Regions from separate parts of the Mus musculus genome. Here regions 1 and 3 are each linked to region 2. The links are chromatin loops, found by intact Hi-C in ENCODE. Cell type or tissue: gastrocnemius. All regions are shown on one strand.

What was found. Peaks named below come from ENCODE experiments on the same cell type or tissue, not always from the same donor. Only the 100,000 strongest peaks of a DNase experiment are listed, where the experiment ranks them.
Region 1: it touches region 2 in a loop (4-fold over the local background); 13 of 42 quality-filtered maps call a loop at or near these places.
Region 3: a loop joins it to region 2, with 8 times the contacts of the local background. A loop is called at or near these places in 10 of 42 quality-filtered maps.

What each region holds. Positions count from the first base shown.
Region 1 is chr11:77,979,203-77,981,702 of GRCm38, forward strand. No RefSeq gene overlaps it. Among named protein-coding and RNA genes, the nearest start is that of Phf12, 2.4 kb to the right of the region's middle. In gastrocnemius, a CTCF peak has its summit at 1,205; a DNase peak (open chromatin) is centred at 1,262; H3K4me3 peaks cover 572 bases; H3K27ac peaks cover 1,420 bases.
Region 2 is chr11:78,174,899-78,177,398 of GRCm38, forward strand. Nek8 (NIMA (never in mitosis gene a)-related expressed kinase 8) reads right to left here and starts at 1,768. Exons shown (of 15, transcript NM_080849.3): 1 at 1,662-1,768. The coding sequence starts at 1,708. It also overlaps a transcript of Tlcd1 not described here. In gastrocnemius, no CTCF peak of the experiment used is centred here; DNase peaks (open chromatin) are centred at 1,560 and 1,736; H3K4me3 peaks cover 1,462 bases; H3K27ac peaks cover 1,491 bases.
Region 3 is chr11:78,018,909-78,021,408 of GRCm38, forward strand. All of the region lies in intron 7 of Phf12 (PHD finger protein 12), which reads left to right. Among named protein-coding and RNA genes, the nearest start is that of Gm51908, 11 kb to the left of the region's middle. In gastrocnemius, a CTCF peak has its summit at 970 (motif pointing right); a DNase peak (open chromatin) is centred at 961.

The sequences.
Region 1 (2,500 bases), 200 kb before region 2:
CCTCCAAAGACGTTAGTGTTACAGATGGCAGGTGAAATGAGAGGTCCCAGCGGCTAACGCTGTAGGGATGTGTGAGCTCAGTAACCCCAATGCCTCATTTCCTCCTCTTTGCCAGGGCTAGGGCCACATGCTGGCCCAGCCCCAAATCCCTCTTAGAACCACTAGATCGCTGACAAAACCCAAGGTTGGAAGCACTGTTCCGTCCACTTTTTCCTGTTAAGCGAAGCTTGAGAGATTGGAATCAGAATCATAGACTGAACCCTTGTACATAAGGCCTAGCTTGCCTTGACCTCAGAAAACATGGAGATTGTAAGCAGGAAGGATGGGCAGCTCAGAGGCCCCTGAGACAGGCAAGAGCCCTGCCCATGGGCTCTTTAAAGTGACTGCTGAAACATACATACAAGTAACATTATAAAGACTCAGCAGAGCCAGGCGTGGTGGCGCACACCTTTGATTCCAGCACTCAAGAGGCAGAGGCAGGCAGATTTCTGAGTTCAAGGCCAGCCTGGTCTACAAAGTGAGTTCCAGGACAGCCAGGGCTACACAGAGAAACCCTGTCTCGAAAAAAAAAAGACTCAGCAGGTTGTACTTGTGTATTTAGAAATGTGTATATACATATAAATATTCACATATGTATGTAACAATTTTAAAAGATGTCATGAACTTGAAAAGGAGCAGGAAAGGATATATGGGGGGAGTTGAAAGGAGAAAAAGGAAGGGAAATGATTTAATTATGTTATAATTAAAAAATAATAATTAAAAAAATTGAAAAAAAATAAAATAAACTGCATGGTGGTGGCACATACCCTTAATTCCAGCACTCGGGAGGCAGAGGTAGACAGGTTTCTGAGTTTGAGGACAGCCAGGGCTACATAGAGAAACCATATCTCAAAAAAGCCATAAAATACAAATAAAGGAAAAAAATTTAAAGTCATGACTGGCCAGGATGCACTTAAATTTGCCCCTTCCCTATGTCCCCTAAAGCCTTCTGAGATGAATGTATCTTCCCAGGAGTCAGACAACAGAAAATTACGGCACTCGGAAGCTGTAAGACAAAAATCCCTGAAAGGAAGACTAGCATCCACTAGCATCTTCTGCTTCTACAGTCTTCAGCGGAAAGATGTGGACCAGAAATTCCTCCTAGCCTCTATCCCAAGTCAAGGCGTTCCAATTCGTTCATAGTGCAATGCCTAGATGGACCACAAGAGGTCGATTCCAGAAGCATTTCCATCCCAGCAGCTCTCTTTCTTGAAGTCCCCTTTCACACCCTGAGCTGGAGCTCTCCAAGGTGGCACCAAGTCCTGTCCCAACTAGGCTGACCTCCTCCTCAGGCTCCAAGAGAAAAGTGTGTGGAGTGATTTGTTCCTCTGTCAACAGAGCCAATCTCATTTTCCTCACTATCCCACTGCCCGCTCCTGTTTTCAGCTGCAATGGATGTGTTGACCAAAGCACAAAGCCTCACTCATGGGGCGTGTGCCAGTGGCTTACTTCTCTGTCCAGTAATACCTCCAGGCTGACATAGCAGCACAGCTGTGCTATGGTAGTAGGAAGGAAGCCAGTAAAAGAGGGCATATGAGGTTCCAGCTTCTGAGGTTATGTAGCAGGAAGGAGGCATAAAGCCTGGCTTCTTCCCTTCAAGGAGCCTAGCTCAGCTCTCTCCTCTGAGAGTCACACCGCAGTTCTTTCCTATAGCTGCTAGTCTATTGTTGGCCATAGCAACGGAAGAGCAGCCAGTTTGCATGCATTCTTCACTTCCCCATAACGTTATTCTTTCTAGGCACTAATACAGGGCCGAGAGAGAGAGAGAGAGAGAGAGAGAGAGAGAGAGAGAGAGAGGCAGAGAGACAAAGAGAGAGAGAGCACTAAAACTTCACAAAGCACTAAAACTTCACACAGATATTTATATCCCCTTTGACTTACAGTCCTGACTGTCCTAAAAGAAGGAGCAATAGTTTCTCAGAGACAGTAAACACGGTGTAGGGGACAAAGTCTGACCTGTGAATCAAGAAATGTTTCCTTTTTAGGTTTGCTATAAACTCAATATGCGTCTAAGCAAACCACTCTCCACTCTGTACCTGGAAATGAAGAATTTAAATCAAATAGTCTCTAAGTCCCTCCCAGGTTTACGGGTCTGAGAATAATGTGTGTAGTAACATAAAAATGAGTTTAGGAGATTCCAGGCGTAGTAGCACACGTCGATCCCAGAAATGGGACCGGAGGCAGAAGCAGTCGGATTTCTGTGAGTTCATGACCTATCTAGTCTACATAACAAGTTCTAGGGCTGCGGAGTAAGACTGTCTTAACAGAACGAACAAACGAAAGAAAGAAACGGCAGGACATAGCTGCATGTCACCAGTGTTAATTAATGCCTAGTGGGGTTCATTCATTCGCAATTAGGCAGAGTATCTGTCCATATTGGAAAGTGATAACAAGGGCATAACAGCGCACACCCAAAGAGAGGTATGTCTCTCTGCTCAGAATGCGAGGTGAGGGGCTCAAA
Region 2 (2,500 bases):
AGCACAAACAAGAACAAAACCCTCTCGCCTTTATACTTTAAATCAACTCAACCTCTTTCTCTGGTTTACAAGATCATAATCTGGTCCCCACCCTCCATGACAACCACATTCCTTACCTTGCTCACCACATTCCAACTACAGGAGTCTTTTTCTCAGTTTCTTGACTGCTATAACATTTTTCCCATGTGAGGGTCTTTGCAAATGCTACTTCATCTACCAGAAGGACTCTACCTGGCCCTCATTTCTTCAGATCTTTTGGTTTGGCTTTGATGTTGCTGATGTTGTTTTGTCAAAACAAGAGTTTCTCAGTGTAGTCCTGGCTGTCCTGGAACTTGCTCTGTAGACCAGGCGGGCCTCAAACTCAGACTTTTGCCTGCCTCTGCCTCACAAGTGCTGGAATTAAAGGTGTGTGCCACCAAGCCAGGCTCAGTTCTTCAAGTCTTGACCTTCCACCTCATCTGGACTCCTTAAGTTCCTGCTGTTGATAACTGCTCAAACTTCATTAACTGTTTTAACAATGTCTTGCTTGTTGGATCACCTTCCTGTGGGCTATATTACCTTCCTTGGTGAACTTCTTAAGTTCCCTTTTGGTTTAGAAATTAAACCCAAGTACGCTAGGCAGGAGCTCTACCACTGATATTCACCCTCAGTCCCTCTTTTCTTTTTCTAAAATTTGAGAAGGGTAGCACTAAGTTGCCTAGACTGGTTTTAAGCTAGTTATGTAGTTCAGGCCTGTCCAGAGTATACCATAAAAACTGCTTTTCTGCCGGGCGTGGTGGCGCACGCCTTTAATCCCAGCACTCGGGAGGCAGAGGCAGGCGGATTTCTGAGTTCGAGGCCACCCTGGTCTACAGAGTGAGTTCCAGGACAGCCAGGGCTATACAGAGAAACCCTGTCTCGAAAAACCAAAAAAAAAAAAAAAAAAAAAAAAAAAAAAAACTGCTTTTCTTTTCTTTTTTAAAGATTTGTTATATCTAAGTACATTGTAGCTATTTTTAGACACACCAGAAGAGGGCGTCAGATCTCATTATACAGATGGTTGTGAGCCACCATGTGGTTGCTGAGATTTGAACTCAGGACCTTTTGGAGAGCAGTCTGTGCTCTTAACCATCTCTTCAGCTCTTGCTTGTCTTTTCTTTTGGAGACAATCTCTATGTAGTCCAGGTTGGCCTCGAATTCACAGCAATGCTCCTACATCTGCTCCCAAGTACTGAAATGACAAGCGTGTACCACCCCACCTGGTGCACGGTCTCTTACTGTTGATAACTGCTCAAACTTCATTAACTGTTTTAACAATATCTTGTTTGTTTGGATCAACTACCTATGGGCTATGTTCGTAAAGGGGAAGTACCTCGCCTGTTTTGGTCATAACTGTAAACTCCGGGCAGTCTGACCTGTGCAGTTTACGCTTATTATCAGTTGAAGCAAAGAATAACCAATCTACAGGGAAAAACTATCTTCCAAGGGCACAGGCTGGTCTGGAGGGCGTGGTTTGGCTGTGGGCGGGGCCTCCCGCCTAAACCTAAGGACCGGATGCCTGGGCGGGGCATCCCATAGTGGTGCTCTGGCTTCGGGGCGGAGCCAACAGGGCCACGATTTCTTGGTCAGAATTAGGGCCCTAATTTCTCCCTTAGCATTTCCTCCCCAGCGCCCTGGCTCACCCGAAGGCACCTCTTCCCACCACTCGGATCCGCTCGTACTTCTCCATCTCATTTCTCAGTTACGCTTCTGGAATCCCGGTGCGGCGCGTGCGCGGACCCTCCCATCTGGGAGCTCCTCCTCCTTGCTGTAAAACTTTTGCAGGGCGGAGCCGGCGAAACGGGGGCGTCTGTCGAGTCCGGCGTCTTTCTCTGACTTTGAACTCAACCTAGAGGCTAAGTCGTGTTTCCCCAACGAGGGATCAGAGAATAGTCGTTCTGGGTTTCTTGACGAGTCCCTCAGTGCTCAGAACCGTACCAGCCACATCGCACACGCGTGACTTGGGCATAGGTAGTTAGACTGGAGCGATAAGGCGCCCACTTATGTTGCCCGGCAAAAAAACAAGATTGTTCTTTCAGAGGTCTAATGCGAGTGGAATGCGAAGATCGATACAGTCCCCACTGTCCGGGACGAGTTGGCACTACCTCAGAAAGATAAAGGGATTCTCATGATTGGCACGTAAAGTATAAACCACCAAAACCGAGCCGGTCTGTGTGGGGAGAGGAGCGGCGTTATTTGGTGTTTGCCGAGGGAGGGACCGGGAAAACCCCAGTTGGACAAACTGATTCACCTGAAGAGTACATGACGTGGTCTCTTGGTTGTAACAACTACTGAGCACAGTGCTCTCGGTTTCTCAGAATCCGCACAAAACGCTGCCGTAGGGGGACTCGGAGCTTTACTCAAAACTTATAGCGTCGCGGTAGGGGGAAACCCAGAGAAGGTTCTATGCTTCTGTCCAGAAATAGTGGGCTGGTTGGTATCGCTGCTAGGGTTTCGACCAGGATGAATGAAATCCTGACTT
Region 3 (2,500 bases), 160 kb before region 2:
ATACTTCTAAACAATGTCCAAAAAGACTGAAGAACATTTGCAGCTGGGTGGTGGTGGCGGAGAACACCTTTAATCCTAGCACTTGGGAGGCAGAGGCAGGTGAATCTCTACAAGTTCAAGGCCAGCCTGCTCTACAGAGAATAGACCCAACTGTTCCATTTAGAGCATGAATCACTATTTGATTTTTTTTTCTTCTTTTATGACTGCTGTTTGTGGGTGTGTTGTCTTTGTTTGGATTTTTAATGTTTCTGTTTCTTGAGTTGCTTGAGAGTAACTTGAAATTAGGAATTGTTTTGTTGTGTGTGAAGCAAGTGCTGGAATAAGTATTTTTAAGAATGATTTCAATCAGACTATGATTTGGCCACTAGAACAAAGATTGTTCTTGAGTGATACCTATAATATTGATTCTTGGTAACTCATAATTTCTGTTTTAGAAAAAAATGTCTTTTAAAAATGAGACATTTTACCGGGCATGGTGGCATACACCTTTAATCCCAGCACTCAAGAGGCAGAGGCAGGCGGATTTCTGAGTTTGAGGTCAGCCTGGTCTACAGAGTGAATTCCAGGACAGCCAGGGCTACACAGAGAAACCCTGTCTTGAAAAGAGAGAGAGACAGAGAGACAGAGAGAGACATTTCCAAAACTGGATGTGGTGGCGCACGCCTTTAATCTCAGAACTGGAAAGCAGCAGAGGCAAGCAGCAGAGGCAGCTGGGTTTCTGGGTTAGAGGGGAGCTTGGTCTACAGAGTGAGTTCCTAGACAGCCAGGGTTACACAGAGAAAACCGTTTCCCAAAAACTGAAAACGAAGAAAAGCATTTGCTATTTTTCAAATTATTCAGTCCCCATATTCAGTTGATCTAGAAGGCTTAATACACTATTCTCACATATAAACTTGTTCTTTCTCTTTGGAAATCAGTGCATGCATGTGGTGGTGGAGATCAGCAGTTCTAAACATGGCCACTAGGTGGCGCCCGTATTTTAAGCTCCATCACACTACTCCCCTCTGTAGCTGATCTTTGGTACTTTATGGGTTCTTCTTCCCACCCTTTGTCCACCTGGTTTCACCTTCTATTACTAGATAGGAAAGAAAGGATAGGGAGATGAGAGGGAGAGAGAGATCACTGAAGCTAATCTCCTTTTGTTTCTTTGAGCACAACTACTAACAAACCAAAACCACTCACCCACCCCACCCCCACATGACCCCCACCCCCTGACCTCACCTACTGGGGCTCTGAAAAGTTCCCAGAATTCAGAATGTCACACAATTACAGAAATTATCTGCAACTGGCAAATCCACACCTCTGTTAGAGCGTGAGGCAAGTCATAGTCAGCTGCTTCGAACAGTCCAAAGCCACCACATTTCCCCACCCTGGGAGTAAAACAGAAACATAATTTTATAATATTTCTAGGTTGTTGTTGGGGTGTTTGTTTGTTTGTTTTTAAGAAACCAAACTTTCGGAATTCTCACTATATACACTGTAGTGGTACAGATGGTTGTGAGCCACAGTGTGGTTGCTGTGAATTGAACTCAGGACTTCTGCTTGCTCTGGCCCTGCTTGCTCCAGCCCAAAGATTTTTATTTATTCTTATATGTAAGTACACTGTAGCTGGTTTTAGACGCACTAGAAGAGGGATCTCATTACGGGTGGTTGTGAGCCAATATGTTGTTGCTGGGATTTGAACTCAGGACCTTTGGAAGAGCTCTTACCCGCTGAGCCATCTCATCAGCCCCATGTAGCGAAATCTTAACTAAGTAACTATTTACCCTCTGGTATAATGGTTTTCTCAGTGTTTCTCATTACAGAAATAGGTTATAAGGTGGGATGCCTCATACAGCTAGTTAAATGGATCTAAAAGGAATCCAAACTAATTCGTTTTCCATGTAAATTCAGTAGATAGCCTGGGGGCTAGAGAGATAGCTCAGCAGTCAAGAGCACTGACTATTCTTCCAGAGGTCCTGAGTAAATGAAATAAATAAATCTTTTTGTTTGTTTGTTTGTTTGTTTGTTTTCTGAGACAGAGTTTCTTTGTATAGCTGTCGCTGTCCTGGAACTCACTTTGTAGACCAGGCTGGCCTCGAACTCAAGAAATCCACCTGCCTCTGCCTCCCAAGTGCTGGGATTAAAGGCATGTGCCACCACTGCCCACATAAATCTTTTTTTTTTTTCATTAGAAGACAGCCTAGAGCTGAAGTGAACACATTGGGAGACCTTGGTTAAATCCTTTCCTTGGCTTTCCTTAAATAGTTTATTGTTGAAGAGAAAGTCAGGGTTATAAACTTCCTGAAGAACAGTTTGTTTTTAGACAGCTTGAGAATGAAATGAGAACAGTGTCATTGGACCGTGGCCTCTGTGCTTGGTCACAGCAGTACAGGGGGAACCTGCTGAGAGCCTGGTACCCGGCTCAGAGCTCCCTAGCTTCCCTGCCTTTTTGCCCTTACCCAGGGCATAGCCATAGTGTAGCCCACTGCTTCATCCTCCTGCTGCTTTAGAAAGCACG